2 separate regions of the Homo sapiens genome follow, and region 2 is linked to region 1. The links are chromatin loops, found by intact Hi-C in ENCODE. Cell type or tissue: heart right ventricle. All regions are shown on one strand. Links, peaks and the distances in the headings refer to the core of each region. The heading gives the core; the rest is flanking DNA.

The links. Hi-C counts contacts between places; a loop is a spot of excess contacts. Peaks named below come from ENCODE experiments on the same cell type or tissue, not always from the same donor. Only the 100,000 strongest peaks of a DNase experiment are listed, where the experiment ranks them.
Region 2: a loop joins it to region 1, with 7 times the contacts of the local background. A loop is called at or near these places in 2 of 110 quality-filtered maps.

Annotation. Positions count from the first base shown.
Region 1 is chr21:22,685,926-22,698,782 of GRCh38, reverse strand. No RefSeq gene overlaps it. Among named protein-coding and RNA genes, the nearest start is that of MIR6130, 390 kb to the left of the region's middle. In heart right ventricle, for the core only: no CTCF peak of the experiment used is centred there; no DNase peak of the experiment used is centred there; H3K27ac peaks cover 824 bases.
Region 2 is chr21:22,636,783-22,649,639 of GRCh38, reverse strand. No RefSeq gene overlaps it. Among named protein-coding and RNA genes, the nearest start is that of MIR6130, 440 kb to the left of the region's middle. In heart right ventricle, for the core only: no CTCF peak of the experiment used is centred there; no DNase peak of the experiment used is centred there.

The DNA.
Region 1 (12,857 bases), core at 1,816-9,815:
TGTTTGATTAGGCATGTTTTTCTAATATCTCTCTTAAATTTCATATCATACAAATAGAATTTAATGTACTACAATTGATTATTAAATGTTTTCTAAGAGTGGATGAGTGAAACACTCTTGTGAGTATACTCAGAATCAGGACAAGTCTGTTTTTGTAGTTTTCAGTATGACATTTAAAGAAGAATTCCTTCTGTCAAAAGAACTTGCAGAAATTGTTTCAACAAAATATGCCTATATGGATTTAGGACTCCTCTTCTCTTCCATTAATCTAATTCATTTCATTGTACAAAGTTCTCTTACAAATGTGTCTGTGCACTGTGGAAATGTCAGTGAATGTAATAGAGGAAACTCTTGGCAGATTGATCATGGCATGTAATTTTTAAATTACCCACATCGTTCTGCTGGGCAGGATCACAGATGAAACTTATTTGAAATCACTGTTTCTTAGATGATTTGGAAAACCCTAAAAGGTCATAAGTCTCCCAATTGTGACTGAAAGTTAAAATATAAGTTAAAATGTTACAAAAAAAAATCATTTCTTGTTTTTTGATGTTTAGTACCTTTGGCTTCTGTTGAGATATCTTTAAGTGTTAAAGCCCAGTTGACTTAATTTTTAAATTAATAACGTGCTATAAAATAGAAATGAGCATGGATAAATTAATATGTTTAATCAAAACTTTAAGTGCCTGGTCAAAAATGTTTACTTACTAAAGACAGAGTTCTACACACACAAAAATGAAGAGACAGCATCAGTGCTCTATGAGATGTTAACTGAAGACAATGGGTAAAAGCATGTGAATGGTATATAAAATACATGAGGACAACAAAAATATCTGTAACAATTTATATGTGCTGTAAGATTAGAGACATATAGGCTGATGAAATAACTCGAGATTATATGTGTGTGTATACACATACACACATATGTAAATACGCTCCTCAACTAACATGGAATTATATCCCAATAAACGCATCACAAATTGAAAATATTAAGTCAAAAATGCATTTAAAATGCCTAATCCCCATCAGCATAACAATGATATTCTTCACAGAAAAAAAAAAATCCTGGAATGTATATGGAATCTTAAAAGGCTCCGAATAGCTAACACAATTCTGACCAAAAAGAACAAACTTGGAGGCATCACATACTATCTAACTTCAAATTACACTACAAAGCTATAGTAATCCAAATAACATAATAGTTGCATAAAAACAGACACAGTGACCAATGGAACAAAGTAGAGAGCCCAGAAATAAATCCATGCATTACAGTCAACACATTTTCAACAAAGGCACTAAGAACACATCTTGGGGAAAGAAGAGTCTCTTCAATAAGTGGTCCTAGGAAAACTGGATAATTATGTCCAGAAGAATGAAACAAGACCCCTATCTCTCTCCGTATATAAAAATTAAATCAAAATAGATTAAAGATTTAAATGTAAAATCTGAAGCTGTGAAACTATTAGAAGAAAACACAGGAGAAATGCTTTAGGACATTGATTAGGGGAAGATTTATTGAGCGTAACCTCAAAAGTGCAGGCAAGCAAAGCAAAAATTGACAATATTACATCAAGCTAAAAAGCTTCTGCACAGCAAAGCAAACAAGAAGGTGAAGAGACAACATACAGAATGGAAGAAATTGTTTGCAAACTATTTTTCTCACAAGAGGCTAATACTCAGAGTACATGACAAACTCAAACAACTCAATAGCAAAAATACAGATAGTCCAATTTAAAAATGAGCAAAAGATCTAAATAGACATTTTAAAAGTTTACACACAAATGGCCAACAGATATCTGAAAATTGTCCAATATCATTAATCATCAGAAAAATGCAAATCAAAACTACAGTGACATATCGTATCACTCCATTTAAAATGGCTACCATCAAAAAGGCAAATAATAATAAATGCTGGTGAGAGTGTGGAGAAGGGGGAACACTTGTATGCTGTTAGTGAAAATGAAAATTAGTATAGTCACTATGAAAAACATAGAGGTTTCTCAAAAGAACTAAAAAGAGAACTACTGTATGGTCCAGCAAGCTCACTGCTGGGTATGCATCAAACAGAAATAAAATTTGTATAACAAGGTGATATCTGCATTCCCATATTTATTATAGCACTGTTCAAAATAGCCAAGATATGGTAACAACCTAAGTGTCCACCAGTAGATGAATGGATAAAGAATACGTGGCATATACATACAATCAAATATTATTCAGCCATAAAAGGATAAAAGTCTATCATCTGAAGCAACATAGATGATATTGAAAGATATTATGTAAAGTTAAATAAGCCAAGTATGGATCTCATGTTCTCGCTCATATGTGAGAACTAAAAAAAAAAAAAAAAATCTCATGGAGGTAGTGGATAGAATGGTCATTACCAGAGGCCAGAATGGGTAGTGTGGGGAAGAAAATGGAGAGGAGCTGGTTAATTGGTTAAAAATACAGTTAGATAGAAGGAATAAGATATAAAGTTTGATAGCACAATAAGGCCACCATAGTACACAATAATTTACTATATATTTCAAAATAGCAAGAAGAGATGATTTGGAGGTTCCGAACAAAAAGAAATAATAAATGTTTGAAGTTAATGATATCCTAATTACTCAGATTTGATCATTACACATTGTAAGCTTGTATAAACCGTTCACGTGTACTCCAAAAATGTATACATCTGTTGTGTATCCATAATTTTTTTCTAATAAAGATTGAGGTGGGGAGAACAGAACCAAGTTGGAAAACACACTTCAAGATATCATCCAGGAGGACTTCCCCAACCTGTCAAGACAGGCCAGCATTCAAATTCAGGAAATCCAGAGAACCCCCAATAAGATCCTCCACCAGAAGATCAACCCCAATACACATAACTGTCAGATTCTCCAAGGTTGAAATGAAGGAAAATATGTTAAGGGCAGCCAGAGAGAAAAGCCAGGTCACCTATAAGGGGAAGCCCATCAGACTTACAGCAGACCTCTCAGAGGAAACCCTACAAGCCAGAAGAAATTAGGGTCCAATATTCAATATTCATAAATAAAATAATTTCCAACCTAGAATTTCATATCTGGCCAAACTGAGCTTCATAAGAGAAGGAGAAATAAGATCTTTTTCAGACAAGCAAATTTTGAAAGAATTTGTCACCACCAGGCCTGTCTTGCAAGAGTTCCTGAAGGAAGCACTAAATATGGAAAGGAAAATAACATTATCAGCCACTGCAAAAACACAATGAAGTACACAGACCAATAGCGCTATGAAGCAAGTATGTGAACAAGTTTGCAAAATAACCAGCTAGCATCCTGATGACAGAATCAAATTAACACATAACAATATTAACCTTTTAATGTAAAGGAGCTAAATGCCCCAATTAAAAGGTGCAGATGGCAAGCTGGATAAAAAGTCAAGATCCATCAGTGTGCTGTATTCAAGAGACCTATCTCAAATGCAAAGACACATATAGACTCAAAATAAAGGGATGGGGGAAAATTTACCAAACAAATGGAAAACAGAAAAAAGATAGGAGTTGCAATCCTAGTTTCTGACAAAACAGGCTTTAAACCAACAAAGATCAAAAAAGACAAAGATGAGCATTACATAATGGTAATGAGGTCAATTAAACCAGGAGAGCTATCCTAAACATATATGCACCCAATACAGGAGCACCCAGATTCATGAAACAAGTTCATAGAGACCTACGAAGAGTCTTAGACTCCACACAATAGTAGTGGGAGACTTTAACACACCACACTGTCAATATTAGACAGATCATCAAGACAGAAAGTTAACAAATACATTCAGGACTTAAACTCAGCCCTGGATCAAGTGGACCTGATATATACCTACAGAATTCTCCACCACAAAACAACATAATATACATTCTTCTCAGCAGAACATGGCATTTACTCTGAAATTGATCATATAATTGGAAGTAAATTTCTCAGCAAATGCAAAAGAACTGAAATCATAACACACAGTCTCTAAGACACAATACAATCAAATTAGAACTCAAAAGCTCACTGAAAACCACACAACTACATGGAAATTAAACAACCTGCTCCTGGATGACTCAGGTCAATAATGAAATTAAGGCAGAAATCAAGAAAATGCCACACAACATACCAGAATCTCTGGGACGCAGCTAAAGCAGTGTTAAGGGGAAATTTATAGCACTAAATGCCCACATCAAAAAAAGATAGAAAGATCTCAAGTCAACATCCTAACATCGAAACTGAAGGAACTTGAGAACCAAGAGCAAACAAACTCCAAACCTAGCAGAAGACAAGAAGTAACCAGGCTCAGAGCAGAACTAGAGGAGATAGAGACACAAAAAGCCCTTCAAAAATTAATAAATCCAGGAGCTTTTTTCTTTTGAAAAAATTAATAAAATAGATAGACTGCTAGCTAGACTAATAAAGAAGAAAAGAGAGAAGAATCAAATAGACACAATGAAAAATAATAAAGGGGACATCATCACTGACCCCAAAGAAATATAAAAAACCATCAGAGAATACTGTAAACACCTGTATGCAAATAAATGAGAAAATCTGGAAGAAATGGATAAATTCCTGGACACATATACCCTCCCAAGACTGAACCAGGTAGAAGTTGAATCCCTGAATAGACCAATAACAAGTTCTGAAATTGATACAGTAATAAATAGCCTACCAACCAAAGAAAGCCCAGGACCAGATGGATTTACAGCTGAATTCTACCAGAGATATGAAGTGGAGCTGATACCCTTTCTTCTGAAACTATTCAAAACAATTAGAAAGGAGGACCTCCTTCCTAACTCATTTCATGAGGCCAACATCATCCTGATACAAAAGCCTGGCAGAAATATAACAAACAAAGAAAATTTCAGGCCAATATCCCTGATGAACATCAATGCAAAAATCCTCAATAAAATATTGGCAAACCAAATCCAGCAGCACATCAAAAAGCTTATCCACCACAATCAAGTTGGCTTCATCCCTGGGATGCAAGGCTGGTTCAATATATGCAAGTCAATAAATGTAATCCATCACATAAACAGAACCAATGACAAAAACCACAGAATTTTCTCAATAGATGCAGAAAAGGCCTTCAATAAAATTCAACATCCCTTCATGTTAAAAACTCTCAATAAACTAGGTATTGAAGGAACATACCTCAAAATAATAAGAGCCATATATGACAAACCCACAGCCAATATCATACTGAATGGGCAAAAACTGGAAGTATTCCCCTTGAAAACTCACACAAGACAAGAATGCCCTCTCTCACCACTCCTATTCAACATCATATTGGAAGTTCTAGCCAGGGCAATAAGGCAAGAGAAAGAAAGAAAGAGTATTCAAATAGGAAGAGAGGAAGTCAAATTGTCTTTGTTTGCAGATGATACGATCTTGTATCTAGAAAACCCCATCATCCCAGCACAAAGGCTTCTGAAGTTGATAAGCAACTTCAGCAAAGTCTCAGGATACAAAATCAATGTGCAAAAGTCACAAGCAATCCTATACAGCAACAACAGAGAAGCAGAGATCCAAATCATGAATTAACATTCATGTAGACTGCCATTCACAACGTCTACAAAGAGAATAAAATACCTAGGAATACAACTAACAAGGGAAGTAAAAGATCTCTTTAAGTAGACCTACAAACCACTGCTCAAGGAAATCAGAGAGGACACAAACAAATGGAAAAACATTCCATGTTCACAGATATGAATAATCAATATTGTGAAAATGGCTATACTGCCCAAAGTAATTTACAGATTCAATTATAGTCTCCTTAAATTGCATTGACATTCTACACAGAAATAGAAGAAACGATTTTAAAATCATTATGGAACAAAAAAGAGTTAATATAGCCAAGATAATCCTAAGCAAAAAGAACAAACTGGGAGACATCACACTACCTGACTTCAAACTATACTACAAAGCTACAGTAAACAAAAGAACATGGTACTTGTACAAAAACAGACACATAGACCAATGGAACAGAATAGAGAATTTAGAAATAAGACCAAACATCTACAACCATCTGAACAAACAAGTGCATCAAAAAGTGGGCAAATGACATGAACAGACACTTCTTGAAAGAAGACATTCATTCAGCCAACAAACATACGAAAAAAAGCCAATCATCACTGATTATTAGAGAAACACAATTCAAAACCGCAATGAGATACCATCTCACGCCAGTCAGAATGGCAATTTTTAAAAAGTCAAGAAACAACAGATGCTGGTGACGTTGCATAAAATAGGAATGCTTTTACACTTTTGGTGGGAATGTAAATTAGTTTAATTATTGTGGAAGATGGTGTGGTGATTCCTCAAAGATGTAGAACCAGAAATACAATTTGACCCAGCAATCCCATTACTGAGTGTATACCCAAAGGAATGTAAATCATTCTATTACAGAGATACATGCACACGTGTTCACTGCAGCAATACTCACAATAGCAAAGACAGAATAAGCCCAAACATCCATTAATGATAGACTTGATGAAGAAAATGTGGTACATATACACTATGGAATACTATGCAGCCATAAAAAATGAGATCATGTCCCTTGCAGGGACATGGATGAAGCTGGAAGCCATTATCCTCAGCAAACTAATGCAGGAACAGAAAACCAAACAACACATGTTCTCACTTATAAGTGGAAGCAGTTATGCTCTGCTTTCATTGGAAATATAGTAGATACTCTTATACTTGTCCATTTTTATGTATTTATTGTGTATATTGTTAATTTAAAATTTTTCAGTAAACTGCCTGTACTCAGTTGGTGCCCTTTTAGAGGTGAATTTCCCTAGATTTATTACATCTTCATTTTTCTTTTTGGCTTATTACTGAACTAAAAAATAAAGCCAACAACTACTGAAAACTCAGAGAGAATTTTAGCTGCCAAATTTATTTTTAAGTTTGGGATCTCAGACAGGATTAAGAGCATCTGGTCTGAGTCATGGTGGTTAGAGCAATTGAAACCAAATAACACAACCCAAGAGCATTACCAGAAAATATATCTAAAACTTGTTCTGTTGTTCTTAGAAATTGTTCATGCTCAATCTCAAAGAAGATTTATATTTATTCATACATAACTACATCTATTTATCTGTGCTAAAGATTCCATTTCTTTGGTCTAGATTTCTGATAGCAAAGTTAGATATATGAACACAAAGTCAGAACTTTGAAATGCTATAGTTATAAGAAACTTCAAACTTTTTTTTTTTTACTTCAATAGCTTTAGAGGTACAACTGGTTTTTGCTTAAATGGATTAATTGTATAGTGATAAAGTCTGGACTTTCAGAGTACCCATCATCTGAATGGTGTACATTGTATAAAATAAGTAATTTTTCATCCCTCCCCTCCCTCCCACACACTCCCTGAGAAATTTTATTTTATCTTTTATTATTCTTAGACAAAGTCTAGCTCTGTTGCCCAGACTGGAGTACAGTGGTGTGATTACAGCTCACTGAAGCCTCAACCTCCCAGGTTCAAGTGATCTTCCCACCTCAGCATCCCAAATAGGTGAGACTACGGGCATGTACCACCACACCTGGCCAATTTTTGTACTTTTTTGTGGAGACAAGGTTTTGCCATGTTGCCCAGGCTTGTCTCAAACTCCTTGGCTCAAGAATCTGCCTGCCTCAGCCTCCCACAATGCTGGTATTACATGTATGCCCCTGAGAAACTATAGATTTTTATATTTATTATGAAGCCAATCCTGTGATCATTGTCATTTTTTTTCAGAGGGACAAAGTTATGGTTACTGTGGCAAAAAGTTCTTTACTCCCATTCTAGGATCCATTCCTCTAAGCTATACACCATCTTTTCTAAATAATAAGAGCACTTCTAATGTGCTGTACAACATTCTGAAGGCTTTGAGGTATTAATTTGTTTACTTCTTGACAACACTGTGAAGTAGCTACTGATCACCCCATTTATTCAATGAAAAACCTGTGGGACTGGATGTTACATGAATTTTTGAAGATCACTCAGGGAGTGACAATCTGGACCTGGAACCATGTACTTAGTCAAGAGGCTAGGTTGACTCTCTTAGTAATGTTTGTAACAGAAACCTAGATTTTTGTATAGAAAATAATACTTCCTCAAATATACTGGCAGAATGAATGAGTGACAAGCTTTCTCTCTCTTTAAAAACACAATGTTTTATTGTAAGCATTATAGAACCAGGAAAGCACAAGACAGAACCACTAATGTCAATATCTAGGGAGAGTGGATATAGAAACAGACAATGGCTAGGCACCATATTTAAAAATAGAACTAACTCTGGTCCACAATCTGGGCAGGAATCTGCCCAAGGGACCAACCCATTGTCTACAGAAAGCAACCCAGGAAGATGGTCTGCTATCTATAAATCAGAACTGTAGTCTTACTGTTATCTCTAGTTACTGGTCCAGAAAGCTAAACCATAACTTCTGTACCCAAAATGGCCAGGACTTGACAATTTTCTAAATTTTTGTCCCCATTTTCAATGTATGACCAAAGCAACTTGAGAGATAGGGAAAGGCAACTATGTACCCCTAATCAATCACAAATAATGTCTGGCTTCTAATTACCCCACTCACAGCTCTTTCATGCTAATAGTCTCCAATCAGGGAAGGCCTTCATGTTTCCACTATGAAGCTTTGCCATTCCTCTGCTTGATGTTGAGTCTTTACCAAAATGCAAGTGGCTGTGGCTGACTCACTTTGTACGGCAAGATTCAAATACATAGTCTTTACTTATTGTCATTTGGTTGGTCTTTGTTTATTTCCACAGTCCTATGGTACTTTTAACCTGACTTGACCTTACTTACTTTGGATAATATTGATCCAGATTATGCTACCATTCATGGTATTCTTAATATACTAGTTTGTTTTCTGTTGCTATGACAGAATACCAAAGACTGAGTAATTTATTTAATGAAGAAGAAGTTTATTCAGCTCATGGTTCTAGAGACTGGAAGTTAAAGAGATGGCAATGATATCAGGCAAGGTTATCTTACGGGAGAAGAGTAGAAGGCAGAAGTGAGCATGTGAGATGGAAAGAAAAAAAATCAGATGGAACACATTTTTATAACTAACCCAATCTCACAATAACTGACCTACTCTAGTGATAATTAATGCGTTCATGGCATAAATCATTAATCACCTCATAAAGGCCCTACCTCCCAATACTGTTGCATTGACAATTAATTTCAACAAGAATTTTGGTGATGACATTCAAACTATTGCACTTACTCTATGTGACAACACAGGCCAGAAATGTGTTTGTTAAGATAGTCTCTGGTGTGTGTAGTTGCGTATTTTATAAAAATGAAAAAAAACAGAATTGAGGGTGAGGGAGTATCACTACTGTGTACGCAATTAAAAATGTGATGAGGCCTGGAGTGGTGGCTCTTATCTGTAATCCTGGCATTTTGGGAGGCCGAGGGGGACAGATTGCTTGAGTCCAGGAGTTCAAAACCAGCCTGGGCAACATGGCAAAACCCTGTGTCTATTAAAATACAAAAAATTAGGTGGGCATGTGCTTGTGGTCCCAGCTACTTGGGAGAGTGAGCTGGGAGAATCACCTTGAGTCTAGGAAGTTGAGGCTGCAGTGAGCCATGATTACACCATTGCACTCCAGCCTAGGCCACAGAGTGAGACCCTGTCTCAAAAAAAAAAATGTGATGAAATAATAGTACATCACAATAGTTGTTCACTACTGTTTTCACTGGTACCTAATTTTTATGTGTAGTGCTTTCAAATTTTATTCTCAAATTCACTTTTCACTTTCTGATGTAACTCTTGTTATTAACAAAACATGAGACTGGAAATTTTTTAATTCAAAGGGTTAGCTTTTTCTCTGTATCTGAATTGGATCCATCACTTTGCTTTTCTTTGTACGGATTATTTGAGACAAAAATGTTTGTTATTCTCTCTGTTTTTCCCAGTACTCCTTAAATTATAAGAATATAGCCAGGATGTTGTACTTTCTTGATTCTGATAATGTTTATAGAGCAGAAAAAAAAGGTAGCTTGAAGTCAATGGCTCTAAATGATTTAAAGAAAAAAAATACACGAAATTGAAGATACGTTCATTGGTATCTCGAAAAAGGGGATATAAAAGAATACCTTTATGAGGAGTTACTGTGGGAGAATAGATTCTCATGGTCTTAGGAGTTGATATAATTCAAAATTCTCATGAGTTGAGGAAACTATCTCCCCTGGAAATGTATACTATGGAAGTAATTGGATAATGGGAGTGAAGACAGACTGATTATCTGGAAATACGTGGTGTACAAATGGCTACGTAGAGAGTCTGCAGTAGAGAGTCTGCATTGAAGAAAATAAAGATTTGTGATCTTTTAATATAGAGGATCTTGCTATATTGCCCAGGCTGGTCTTGAACTCTTGGCCTCAGTGATGCTCCCACCTTGGCCTAACAAAGTGCTGGATTACAGCCATAAGCCACCATGCCCAGCCTGAGATCGACAGTCTTGTACAGCAATTATTTACTCAGTTATCAATAACCGATTGAAAGTATTGTTGAGACAGCAGAAAATCTGATTTTCTATGGTATACAACAGTGAAAAGTAACCCAAATATATCTTTATTGTATTTTTATTTTTTAAACTTCTCCCTGTTTTATGTTGTTAAGTTGTCTTAAAAGGGAATTCTAGTCAAATCTTTTTTTTTTTTTATACTTTAAGTTTTAGGGTACATGTGCACAATGTGCAGGTTAGTTACATATGTATACATGTGCCATGCTGGTGTGCTGCACCCACTAACTCGTCATCTAGCATTAGGTATATCTCCCAATGCTATCCCTCTCCCCGCCCGCCACCCCGCAACAGTCCCCAGAGTGTGATGTTCCCCTTCCTGTGTCCATGTGATCTCATTGTTCAATTCCCACCTATGAGTGAGAATATGCAGTGTTTGGTTTTTTGTTCTTGTGATAGTTTACTGAGAATGATGATTTCCAATTTCATCCATGTCCCTACAAAGGACATGAACTCATCATTTTTTATGGCTGCATAGTATTCCATGGTGTATACGTGCCACATTTTCTTAATTCAGTCTATCATTGTTGGACATTTGGGTTGGTTCCAAGTCTTTGCTATTGTGAATAGTGCCGCAATAAACATACATGTGCATGTGTCTTTATAGCAGCATGATTTATAGTCCTTTGGGTATATACCCAGTAATGGGATGGCTGGGTCAAATGGTATTTCTAGTTCTAGATCCCTGAGGAATTGCCACACTGACTTCCACAATGGTTGAACTAGTTTACAGTCCCACCAACAGTGTAAAAGTGTTCCTATTTCTCCACATCCTCTCCAGCACCTGTTGTTTCCTGACTTTTTAATGATCACCATTCTAACTGGTGTGAGATGATATCTCATTGTGGTTTTGATTTGCATTTCTCTGATGGCCAGTGATGGTGAGCATTTTTTCATGTGTTTTTTGGCTGCATAAATGTCTTCTTTTGAGAAGTGTCTGTTCATGTCCTTTGCCCATTTTTTGATGGGGTTGTTTGTTTTTTTCTTGTAAATTTGTTTGAGTTCATTGTAGATTCTGGATATTAGCCCTTTGTCAGATGAGTAGGTTGTGAAAATTTTCTCCCATTTTGTGGGTTGCCTGTTCACTCTGATGGTAGTTTCTTTTGCTGTGCAGAAGCTCTTTAGTTTAATGAGATCCCATTTGTCAATTTTGGCTTCTGTTGCCATTGCTTTTGGGGTTTAAGCCAAAAGAACAAAGCTGGAGGCATCACACTACCTGACTTCAAACTATACTACAAGGCTACAGTAACCAAAACAGCATGGTATGATACCAAAACAGAGATATAGATCAATGGAACAGAACAGAGCCCTCAGAAATAATGCCGTATATCTACAACTATCTGATCTTTGACAAACCTGAGAAAAACAAGCAATGGGGAAAGGATTCCCTATTTAATAAATGGTGCTGGGAAAACTGGCTAGCCATATGTAGAAAGCTGAAACTGGATCCTTTCCTTACACCTTATACAAAAATCAATTCAAGATGGATTAAAGACTTAAATGTTAGACCTAAAACCATAAAAACCCTAGAAGAAAACCTAGGCGTTACCATTCAGGACATAGGCATGGGCAAGGACTTCATGAATTCTAGTCAAATCTAAAACCCCACCATGATGTTTATTTCCTAGCTGAATGTTTATTTCCTGTGCTTTCGTTTTCATCCAAATGAATCTCTTTTCTTGAGTGTTGCTTTAGCACTTTCTTCCAGTTACAGTGAGATGGATTATTAGGCTCATGTAGGATGACCTATCAAGGACATTAAGCCTGCATTGTGCAAATTATTCTTAGGTACCAGAACTATAAAGAATGCTTTAGAAAAAACTCACAGATTTCATTAATTTTAAGCACAAATTAATTATACTGCAAAATGGAAACCGTGGTCTTTAGAAAACATAATACCTTTTAGTGAATTTGATTTTGAAAATGACAGTTGTGTCTTTAAATAGAAAAATATGTTGAATAACTTTTATAACATAATAATTTCTTTCTGATAAAATTTTTTCTATATAATATGCATTTTATTCCACAGTCTGCAAGCCTAAGAAAATATTATGAATTTTAGGAAATTGGTTTAAATTATCCTTCCTTAACTTAGCCTTAAATACTTTTCATTGGAACATATTTGCAAAAATAAACTTTAATTAATAATAGAGCATTGTTACCAATTAATATCTTTCCTCAGTAATAATGCAAAAATCAAACGCTATTGAATTTGTCAATGCAAAAGTGATTCTACTTGCTTTGTTGAAGATACTTAAATAAAAAATTAATGGTAGCAATATAGTTAATTTTAGCATTAAATTGAACAGCAATTTATACCTTTCACTATT
Region 2 (12,857 bases), core at 2,142-10,141, 49 kb after region 1:
CTTCCATGTTTAACCATACCCAGAAAGATCTATTTCTATATAACCTTCTAACTACATCAGTGAATTTGAAAGCAACTAACTTTGCTTGCACACACACACTCATATGCACACACAATGGTATGGACTTGTCTCACTTTAAATTTATAACCGCAAGCATGGAGTGTATGCTCAGGACTTCTTGGCAAGGCTATTACATTTCCTAGCCAATTCACATAACTGTTCAGTGAGAAAATTTCTTCACTCCCTATTTTAAGCTAATATTATTATTTTACCGAAAATATAGTACAACTTAAAAGTGAATTCCTTCACCTACATCACCAAATGAACCAATCCACTGGAATCTATAGGCCCGACCATTCTTTCCCTTTCCTCACAGTGAATACATAGCCAGTGTTTATATCTAAGATCACGTCCTCTGTTTTACACTGAACCTCATTCTAACTTAGCAAATCAGTGTATTCCCTTTGGTAGTTATTTGTTCTCTCATGCCATGGCATATTTAAATAATTTATTAGATTAGTTCTATCACTATTTAACTTGATGCATAGTAATCAAATTTAAAATTATGCAAATTCCTTATTTACTTGTCCCTGTGTATTAAAGAAAACTTTTAAAGTTATCTGTATATACATGTAGACACATACATATATGCACATACATACATATATAAATATATTCACCATTATTGACTATTATCTTATTCTTGCTATACCTCTGCAATTAAACATTCATCAAGGTCAAACCACTGAAACCATTCTTTTCAATCTCACCATTTTTAAATTCCTAAAGTAAACTTGGTACCTTTCAACAATATTTGACAAAGGTGATAGGTGCCTCTCTCATTAACCAGTTTCTTCACTTGTTTTCTGGGTCATAAGAGTCTTCTCGTTTTTCATACAATTTACTAACTATTCCTTCTCCTGTCATTCTCTTCAGTCTCTAAGTATTAGAATTTCTGTCTAATCAGTAAACATTAGGATTATTCACTACATGCTTAGAAATTATTTTCTCCCTATGACTCACTATGTTCGTAGTGAGTTTCCATGGCTTTAAGTAACATCTATTGATTAATTACTCCTGAATGTATATAGCCAGTCCCCAATTGGCCCTAAGCTTTACTTTTGTATCCAGCTTTCCACCTAACATTTGTACTTGGATGCCAATCAAACAAGCATCTTTCACATGTCCAAGGCAAAGCATCAATTTCAGCAATTCCATATGCCTGCCAGTCTTCTTTGTACCAGCAAATCACTCCAAAAATAACCCACCTAACCAAAGGGGAAATAAACAAAAACAAAAACTTCAGTGTCATCCTCATGGTCTTTATTTCCATATCACATGTTGAACCTACTTTTAAAATTCATTTCATGTTAAGAAGATCTTCAAAGGCCAGGTGCAGTGGCTCACACCTGTAATCCCAGCATTTTGGGAGGCCGAGGCAGGTGGATCACGAGGTCAGGAGTTCAAGACCAGCCTGGCCAGCATGGTGAAACCCCATCTCTACTAAAAAAATTACAAAAATTAGCCAGGCATGGTGGTTCGTCCCTAGTAGTCCCAGCTACTAGGGAGACTGAGGCAGGAGAATCGCTTGAACCTGGGAGGTGGAGGTTGCAGTGAACTGAGATCCTGCCATTGCACTCCGGCCTTGGCGACAGAGTGAGACTCTGTCTCATAAACAAAAGAAGATCTTGACTAGCTCTGATGCCACCACTAGCCACTTTTTTGTTTGGACTACTTATGCAGGTTTCTATTAGTCTCCCTAACACCACGCTTTCTTCTCCAAACAGCATCAACAGGCATCTTTTAGAAATATAAATAAGATCTTGTTATTTTTCTTCTGCCATCACCCCAACAGTGAGTTCCCATTAAACCCAAATAAAATCCAAAGCCCAAGGTATCATGTGATCTTGTCCATGCTTACCTTTGTAACCTCATTTTCTGCTTGTTCAACTTTTTTTCAACCACGCTCATTCTATTAGACAACTAAGAGGTCTATTTTACACTGCTCCTTAAAGATTACTAAGAGGTTTATGCCTTAACTGTTCAACTCTCAACTATAATAATGAATAAAGGCACTCAGCCTTTGATTGACTTTTCTTTCTTCTGTCTCTCACTCTTCCACTTTTCCTGTCCTCTTGCTCTTGCTCCAGATGCATACAAATTCTTTTATCATCTTTTTTTTTCTTTCCAGGTAACCCAAACGAAGACAATTAGTGACAGCAGTGGCCCTTATTGTTTTGGTGAATAATGTTGCTCCAAACTCCAATAAGCTTCCCATTGCCAGTGGTAAGTGAAGCAGTAATTCTTGTCATGTAGTAGCATTATAGTTAAGATATTTACAGGAGATAAATTAGAATTTGGTACAAAGAGAACATGAAGCGTTGGTTTGCATAGTAACAACACACATTATCAATATAAGAGCAATAGTAATATTAAGGACTGTGCAATTCATTGTCCTTAGTTTACAGTTTTAGAAGCCAAAAAAAAAAAAAAAGAAAAGAAAATTACAGGCTTAAATTATCAACTGAAGGCATACTGTAAAGTCATCCTGGCAGAACAGAGCAGATATTGATGAAAATAAGACTCAGTATTTAAATATAAAGATGTCAGAGTTACAATGGACACTGAATGTTTAACTCCCATGTGTCTCCTGTGCCAGAGAAGAGCCCGAATTTGTCGGAAAGAAAGACCTAAGGACCCAGGATGTGCGCAATTATCTGGAAAACCCTGAGAATATTGAATTTCCACAGTCATATTCAATAGCTAGTTTGGAAGAAATAGCTCCTTTCCCATATTAAATGTTGTTCTTACATAGAGCTCTGGTAAAGGCCTCATCTGGTTCAGGTGTCTTGCAGGATGATGCTTAGATTATTCAATTTCTGACCCTATCTCCTCTCATAGTTTCCTAGTCTCTAAGTAGGGACAAGTGAAACAGAGCAAAGGCAAGATAATATAGTAATTTATCTAGGAGAAAAAAGACAAGCACATCCAAATAACTAAAAGATATGACTGATAAGTATTGAAAAATATTAGGGAGCATATGTTGGAATGTATCTGGAAGTGAAGATTTGGACCAGGACTACAAAATAGATGGCTTATTATTGACGCAGGGGCATGCCACTGTGACTCAATGTTTAATGTCCTGGCAAGGACACCTGTAGACAATGCTTAGAATTGCTCTTTAAATTTTAAAAACAATGATTATCTATGGTGGATGAAATAGAATATTCAGAACAATTTCAGAAGATGCAGGTAGATGAGGAAAATGGAAGAAATCCAATATGTGAGATTAGAAACCCTACCAGTGAAGCATGTTACATGGGAAATATCAGAGGATATAGTAATCCCCCTTTATTCATGTAGGTTCAAAGATTTCCAGTGGATGCCTGAAACCATGGATAGTACTGAACCCTATGTATACTATGGCTTTTTTGATCTGATAAGTAAGATGGATACTTCATCACTAATGAGTGGGTAGTGTCTACAGCATGGACACACTGGACAAAGGCATGATTCACATCCCCGGTGGGACAGAGTGAAATACCATGAGATTTCATCATGCTACTCAAAATGGTGCACCATTTAAAACTTCTGAATTATTTCTGGAATTTTCTATTTAATATTCTCAGACTGTGATTGATCACAAGTAACTACAACTGTGAAAAGTGAAACTTCAGATAAGCAAAGATTATTGTATTTCTTTCAATAACAGTAAAAAATAAACTGCTAAGATATACGCTGACATCTCTGAGAAGCCCAGGTGTGCCTCCTTCTCTAGGCCAGAGCTGACATTAGAAGACACTGCCATGGAACTGAGCTCCCTAGGACCACTGGGCTTGGATTCTGTAATTGAAGAGGCCAGAAGATCAACACTTATCATCAGAAATAGTTTCAAAGTAACTGTCATAATGAGCATCAAGATTAGAAAGTCAACCAGGTGCCTTTACCCACAAGGACCTGCAAGAATGACTAATAGATCAGAATATTGCTTAATGTTAAGACAGATGGGAGCTAATTAAGGTGTTAATTGATTTCCCTAACCAGAAAAAAAATTGAAAGCTGCTGAGCAAATGTCTAACTTAGCTGCCATATTAAAAATTGAGATCTATACCCCCTTTTCAGACCAAAGCTAGAAAATTCTACCACTGAGAAAAGGACTTAATTGTATCCATATGATATTGAGATTGCTCCTACACAATGGTGGAAGCATGGAGTACATCAAGGTATTGCCTAGGGTGTTCCTGGATGTTTCATGCCCAATGATAACTGTAAATGAACAATTGTAAAACTAAATCTTAACAAGAATAAGGCAACTAAAGACTCCTACTCTTTAGTTAAATGAGTTAGAACCACCCCCCCTCCACTCCCATTTTGCCAGAAATCTATACATTTTGAAGAATTGGATAAAAATGAGAAAATTCTGAAGTGGAAAAATATTAAGTACGGTCTTAAAAACCACTTACTTAAGCTCATTACAATTAACTTTGTTTATTAAATATTTCCTAGAGAATGAGGCATGCCACAATCTTGAAGGCTGTAGAATGTATTGGAATTTAAACACAGAAGGACTGAAGGTGATTAGTGCAAAGGGTGAAGTGTATTGGACGCTGGGTAGGAGGAACTTTTTACATGCTATCCAATCTTCCAGCTCACCTTTATGCTCTTGCCATCACCTCAAAGAACAGCTGCAACCAGACACAAACAGAGCGTCTGCCTAGGATTTACCACATGTCTGTTGCTATCTGCCCAAGGGACTTCTCTTCTACTTTCATGTAAAAAAATCTTAGCTATTCTGTGTATTTACAAACCCAAAAATGTGAGTGTTAACCCTAGTGAATCTTGACCAATAATCTATATGTACTGATAGATTAAATTGCATCTTCTTTGTTCCTTTAGTGGCAGATTCTGAAATCAATTTTACATGATCCCTCAGAGTCCCCACTAGGATTAAGTCTCATTTTCCTACAGAAGGGTTCAGCTTGCTGACAGCTTAGATTAGCATTTCCTACTTGCCTATTTCACTCTTTTCTGCCTCCCACTCTTGACAAATGGCTCATTTTCAAAAATAATCTTACTGCATGTACTTCTTTATCTCAGGTTTTGATTTTGAGTGAATCCAGTTTAAGACGCTGGCATTCTTTTTCATTCCTCAAACACATACAACAAACTAATTTCCACCTAAGTTGATGAACTCTTTTTTCATTTTTTCCCAATATTCTGTTGCCCACAAGAAACACTGTTTACTTCTTTAATTTATTCAGAACTTTAGCAGAACATCTACTTTCTAGCTAGCCCTTCCTTGGATTGGATAACACTTCGTACTCCCTCATTGCTCTTTAACACGACTTCATTTGCATGTTTATTATGTAACTTAGTCACTTAATTTTAAATACCATGAAGTTATAACTTTTCCTAGAAGAGTACTTAGCAGTTTTTAGCACTCAAGAATCTTATCATCAGCAAATGACTAACAGTTGTCTATTTTTGACCAAGAATTACGAAGTCCCAAGTATCTCATTCTATGGTAGAACAAAATATCTTGCCTAAAATTAGAACATGGTAACATGTAAGATTGAATTGTCAAATATGACTCACATGAATTATGGATCTTATGATTGAAACCAATGTCGACTTTATTAATGTTATAAGAAACAAACGGGTGAGGCATTTCCCTTGGAGAAATCTGAGGCCCTCCTGTGCACCTGTCCTTTGAAGCTCCTTGCTCAATAGCATTAGAATGCTTCTCAATCTCAGATTTAGTATGTGGATGGGTATTGAGTAAGGTATAATGGTGCATTGCTTCATAGCGTAAGCCACTTGGTTAAATAAAATTTTTATTTTATACCTCATTAAATAATGAACACATGTGACTGACCCATTTCTCTAACAAGCCAGTAATCCCAACCCCATAGATCACAAAACTTTAAGAGTAATTGCAATAAGCAAACTAGAAAGACCAAATCTGTTCAGCACCCAAACATCTTATAGATAAGAACTCTCCACTTCATGCCATAAACTCCATTTGTGTGTTTATAAGGTCTGCTTTCTGACATTTTTACTACAAGATTTGTTTGAGGTTGTTCATTTTTTACAGGCATCACTGCAAGTGAGAGGAAATGAGTTACAGGTCTTGCTAAGTTTTTATGTCCCAGAACTCATAATATTACAAAGTATAAGAGACAACAACTCAAAAAAGGAATAATGATAGAGAAAATGCAAGCATTGGCAATTTTAATGCTATGTCATGGACACTTTTTTCAGTATTTTCATTTTCAGGTGAGCTTGTCTGATATTTGGCATCCCTCCACAAGTAGTAAGTGAGCTGACTTATTGATGTATCCACTTTCTCAGTTCTATCAGTCAGAACAGGTGTGGCAAACTGGCTAAAATATTTTCGTATTTATACAGAATTACTAGAAAATTAAATGATATAAGAAGTTACCGTTTTTCTTTGTCATAATTTTTCCCATGAACACCTCACAAGAGGAGATATTAAAGGAGATATTAAAACAAAAACAAAAATAACCCTTGCTCCACTGATAATTGGAAACCATTGTCTCTGTTGTCACTTGTCTGAGGAGCCATGCTCTTGTCAGTGCCTCTAGGTAGTGAAGTCTGTGACTCAGTTCTGCTTCATCACACTTTGTGTTCGTAGATTTTATTATTTTCCTTTGGATACAGAAAGGTAACATATGCTGACTTTCAGCATATTTTTAATAAATCTTCCTCTTTCTAAATGAATTATTTTCTAGAAATTATGCAAAAATGTCTCTTTTGCTGAAACTTAATCCTTTTCTTTCTAACTTTACTTGATGCTTTCTGCTGTTCCTCCAAGAAAGTTAGTTTCCCTATGATTATTCTTCCCTTGTAACAAATACCAAAACTACGTATAAAATATAAGCCACAGGTGTTCACTATAAAAATATTTTCAAAGGGAGCAAAAGTTATCATTAATAACAAAAAAGTAAATAGAGAGGACTATAAAATAATTCTTCAAATAAAATACAACAAACATAGAATACATTCTATACATAGAATATACATTCTATACATAGAATATACATTCTATACATAGAATACATTTCCCTATAGGTATACAAATATAACCACAATTTTATTTGAATTTCATGTGTCCCTTCTGTTAACGTATCCTTCTGTTAAAGAAGGGAAAACTTAAAACTCCCTTATCACTAAAGCCTTTTTTTGTCTCCGTATATTTTGAATAATTCATTGTTAAGCAAAAAAAAAAAAAAAAAAAAAGTAAGAGAGAATAAATAAGAAGAAGTAGTACAGGAGAATAACAGACTAATTTAAATCAGTTTGAAATTAGATTTAGTGATTTAGTGTTTACTTTCTTTACTATACTGAGGTCACTTTTTGTCAATGTCATCATAGATTTTCAGAGTTATTTTTTCTACAGGTTACTCTTATGTAAATCCTTTATAAGATACATTGCATTCAGTATTACAGCATACATTGAAATAATTTTTGAAAGTCTAAATCATTTTATCCCCTTCAGGGAATACAAATATATCTCAATTTGTGTCCCCCCCAAAAAAACAGACTGCAAAGTTAAGGCTTATGGTTCAATTAATTTATGTCGTCGTGATCCCAAGATGCACTAAGATAGGGGGAAATGAGACTAGAAAGGAAGAAAACAAACTTTAAGGAGTAAGTTACTGCCATGGGCAAATTAGACTCAGTGTTGCTGGAATATTGATCCACCAACTTCTCTTTCATTTTTTTAAAGTTTTACTTTATTTTTATTTGACCAATAATAATTCTACACATTTATGGGTTACAATGTGGTTTTGATAAGTGTATGCATTTTGCAATGATCAAATCAGGGTAATTAGCGTATTCTTCATCACCTCAAACATTTATTATTCCTTTGTGGTAAAAACATTAAAAATCTTCTCTGCCAGGCATCTTGAAAGACATAATAGAATATTAACTATAGCCACTCTACTGTGCAATAGAATCTCAGACCTTATTTCTATCTAACTGTAAGGTTGAACAAATTGATCAACTTCTCCTCTTTCTCCTCTCACCCTTCCCCAACAGCCAGTGATAACCACCATTCTATTCCTTGCTTCTATAAGTTCAACTTTTTAAGATTTCACGTATGAGTGAGATCATACAGTATTCGTCTTTCTATGTCTGGCTTATTTCACTTAACATGTTTTCTAGATTTGTCTGTGTTGCTGCAAATGACTGAATTTCCTGTTCTTTTAAAAATAGTCGAATACATATACATACACACGCACATCACACTTAAAAATTTTTTTCATTCATTCATTCACCCTTAGGTTGTTTCTATATCTTGGTTATTGTGAATAATGCTTAAATAAACATGGGAGTGCAAATATATTTTTTGGGAAACATTTCAATTTGGGGGATATATACCCAGTAGTATTATTGTTGGATTATATGGTAATTCTACTTCTAGATCTTTTTCAGAATTTTCCAAACTATTTTACACAGTTGCTTTATTAATTTAAAATAATAACAGGTTACAAAGGTTTCATTTTCTCCACATCCTTGACAACCTTGGTTATCTTTCATCTTTTTAATGATAGCCAGTCTAACAGGTATGAGGTCATATCTTATGGTTTTAATTTGCATTGCTTTGATGATTAGAAATGTTGAACAGTTTTTCATGTATCTGTAGGTCATTTGTATGCCTTCTTTTGAGAAATGCCTATTTGTATCCTTTGCCCATTTTAAGTAGGGTTATTTATTTCCTTTGTTGTACAGCTTTTCTTTGTACATTTTGTATATTAGCCCTTCTTTGATGTATGATTTGCAAATATATTCTCCCATTCTCTAGGTTGTTTCTTGACTCTACTGATTGTTTCCTTTGTTATACAGAAGATTTTTAGTTTGATATAATCCCATTTGTCTCTTTTTACTTTTGTTATCTGTGCTTTTGAGGATATATCCAAAAAGCCTTTGTCCAAATATATGTCATGAATATTTTCCTCTATGTTTCTTCTAGAAGTCTATTGTTCCGTGTCTTAAATTTCAGTATTTAATCCATTTTGAGTTGATTTTTGTGTATGACCAGAGATAAGGGTCTAATTTCTTCTGTATATGAATATCTAGTTTTTCCAATACCATTTATTTAAGATATTGTCCTTTCTCCATTGCCCGTTCTTGACATCTATGTTGAAAATCAGTTCACTTTACATGCCTAAATTTATATGTGGGCTCTCTATTCTGTTCAATGGGACTATGAGCCTGGAGTCTGTTTTTATGCCAGTACCATGTTTGGCTACTTTAACTTTGTAGTATATTTTGATATCAAGTAGTGCAATATGTTCATCTTTGTTCTTTTAACTCTAGATTGCTTTGGCTATTTGGGATAATTTGCATTTCCAAACATATTTTTAGGCATTTTTTTATTTCCATGGATAATGTCATTGGAATTTTAATAGAGATGTCATTGAGTCTATAAATTATTTTGGGTACCATAGACATTTGAAAAATATTAATTCTTCTAATCCATGAATGCAGAACATCTTTCTATATAATTGTTTCCTTTTCCATTTCTTTCATAAATGTTTTATAATTTTCAGTGAATAAATTTTTCACCTCCTTGGATAAATTTATTATTAAGTATTTATTTGCAGCTATTCGAAATGAGATTGTTTTCTTGATTTCATTTTTAGACAATTAACAGTCAGTATACAGATATGCTACTGATATGTGTATGTGGATTATGTATCATATGACTTTACTGAATTTGTTTACCAGTTCTAACAGTTTTTAGTGGAGTCTTCAAAGTTTTCTCTATATGAGATCATGTCATTTGCAAACAGAGACAATTAACTTCTCTCTCTCCAATTTGAATGCCATTTATTTCTTTCTCTTTTCTAGTTGCTCTAGTTAGGACTTATAGTACAATGTTGAATAGAAGTGGTGAAGTGGGATACTTGTCTTGCTACAGATCTTAGAAGAAAGGCTTTCAACTTTACTTTGTTTGGTAGAATATTAGCTGTGGGCTTGTTATATAGAGCCTTTATTGTGTTGAGATACCTTCTCTCTATACCTAATTCATTGAGGGTTTTTATCTTAAAGAAATGCTGATTTTTACAAAATCACTTTTTCTGCATTTATTGAAATAATATAATGTTTTTGTTATTGATTCTGTTTGGTTGATTGATTTGCATATTTTGAATAAAGTGGGATGAAGCCAACTTGATTATAGTCAATAATCTTTTTACTGTGTTAAGTTGGTTTACCAGTATTGGTTGAGGATCCAGGAATATTGGCCTGGATTTGTGTGTGTGTGTGTGTGTGTGTGTGTGTGTGTGTGTGTGTGCCCTTGTCTGCTTTTAATATTAGAGTAATACTGGCCTCAAATACTAAGTTTGAAAGTATTCCCTCCTATATAATTTTTGGAAAAGTTTGAGTAGAATTGATATTAATTAATCTTTAAATATTCAGTAGAATTCATCAGTGAAGATTTGAAGTTTGGGATTTTTTTGATGGGTGACTTTTCACTACAAATTCAATCTTGCTACTCATTATTGATAGATTCAGATTTAATATTTCTTCATGATTTGATATTGGTAGGTTGTATGTTTCCAGGAACTTATCCATTTCTTCTAGATTATTTAATTTATTGGCATATAAATGTTCAAATTTTCTCTTATTAGCTTTTGTATTTATGTAACAACAGATAAAACGTCTCCTTTTTCAGATAGAAATTCTAGAGATAAATGATACAATGACTGAACTAAAAAAGCCAACAGAAACCTTCAGCAGCAGACTTGGTCAAGTAGAAGAAAGAATGAGTGGGCCAGAAGACAAAATGTTTGAAATTATCCATTCAGATGAGCAAAAAAAAATTTTAAAAAGGAAAAGGATAACTTACATAATGAGAGTTCCACAATTAGAAGAAAGGTAAAAAGAGGTACAAAGTATGTTTAAAGAAATAATGGCTAAAATGTTTCCTCATCTGAGGATAAATGCGAACACTCAGTTGTAAGAAGCAAAGAGTTTCCAATCAAATTCAGCACTAAGTGGAGTATATTAATGTATCTAATAGTCAAACTACCAACAATCAAAGACAAAGAAAAAATCTGAAAAGCAGCAAGATATAAGATACACCACATAGAAGGAAATGCCAATATGTCTATCACAGATTTCTCAGGAGAAAGCTTACAGGCCAGGAGAAAGTGAAATAATATATTTCAAAGTGCTGAAACTAAAACACCACCAACTAAGAACACTTTATTCAGCAAATCTGTCCTTCACACATGAAGAAGTGAGAACAGTTTTCCCAAAAACAGCTGGGAGAATTCATCATGACCAAACATGTCTTACAAAAAAAAGTGCCTAGAAAGTTATTTAAATTGAAAGAAAAGAATGCTAGTGAGTAACACAAAAACATTTGAAAGTATAATACTGGCTGGTAAAAGTAGGTCAAATTCAGATTAATTTAAAACTGTAATGATGTGTTAATCACTTATATATTTAGTGCAAAGTTTCAAAGACAAAACTATTAAGTATAATATAATGACAGTAACTTTTGAAGGGATAGGCAGCAAAAAAATGTAAATTGTGACACCATAAATTCAAAAGTTTGGGAGGGGTCTGGACTGGGGTTAAAATCTAATGGCTTTTATTTTTTGCAATCAAAATTAAGCTATTATCCACTTAAAATTACATGTTATAAGATTTTTTTTAAGATGGCGGTAACCACAAAGCAAAAACTTGTAATAGATACACTGAAAACAAAAGGCAATAAATCAAAACAAACCACTGAAGAAAGCCACTTAATTCCAAAGGAAGAGAGTAAGGGAAGAAGAAAGAAAGAAAAAGAAGAAAGAATCCACAAAACCACAAGAAAACAACAAAATGACAGTTGTAATTTATCCAGAGAGAAAATCTACAAAGAAACATTGAATGCATACTGCACTCTAGATTAAATGGACTTAACAAACATTTACAGAACATTTCATCCAATAGCAGCAGAATACACGTTTCTCTGAAGTGCACATGGAACAATTTCTTAAGGAAAAGTCAAATTACAGGTCACAAAGCAAGTCTTAATAAATTTAAGAAGGTTGAAGTCATGTCAAGTGTATTTTCTGACCACAATGATATAAAACTAGAAAACAAAAACACTATTTTGTAAAATTTTGAAATACATAGAAATTAAACTACAAGCTCTTGGACCAATGTGTCAATGAAATAATTAAAAATGAAATTTAAAAATTTATTGAGACAAATTGGAATAGAAACACAACATACCAAAACCTATAGGGTACAGCAAGGGCCATTCTGAGAGGGAATTTCATATCAACAAATGCCTACATCAATTAAAGAGAAAAATCTCAAATAAACAACCAAATATCACATCTAAAGGAATTAGAAAAACAAGAGCAAACTAAAACCAAAATTAATAGAAGAAAAGAAATGATAAAGATCAGAGCAGAAATAAACAACGTAGAGAAAAAATAAGCAATACAAAATCTAAGAAGAATTAATTTTTTGGAAAAGATAAACAAAATCAACAAACCTGTAGCCTAAGAATAAAAGATAGAAGGTTCAAAGAAATAAAATCAGATATAAAAAGAAGGAATTACAGCCGCTTTCATTTTTGAAGATGACTTCTGAAATTCTATTAAACTTCTGTACTTCTCAGAACCAGAGATGCTTTCAGGAAGAAGGACGAGGTAGTTGTAACAGGAAGCTCTTGGCATAAATGGGAGCTCATTACATAACCGCAGGTGAACCCTAGGATATGCTAATGGGGCATGGATAAGACATTTACAAAGCTTGATGCCAGTGAGTCAAGTTGTAAACCTGAATAGTTTCCAAAATGAGCACCATAACTCCAATTTTTT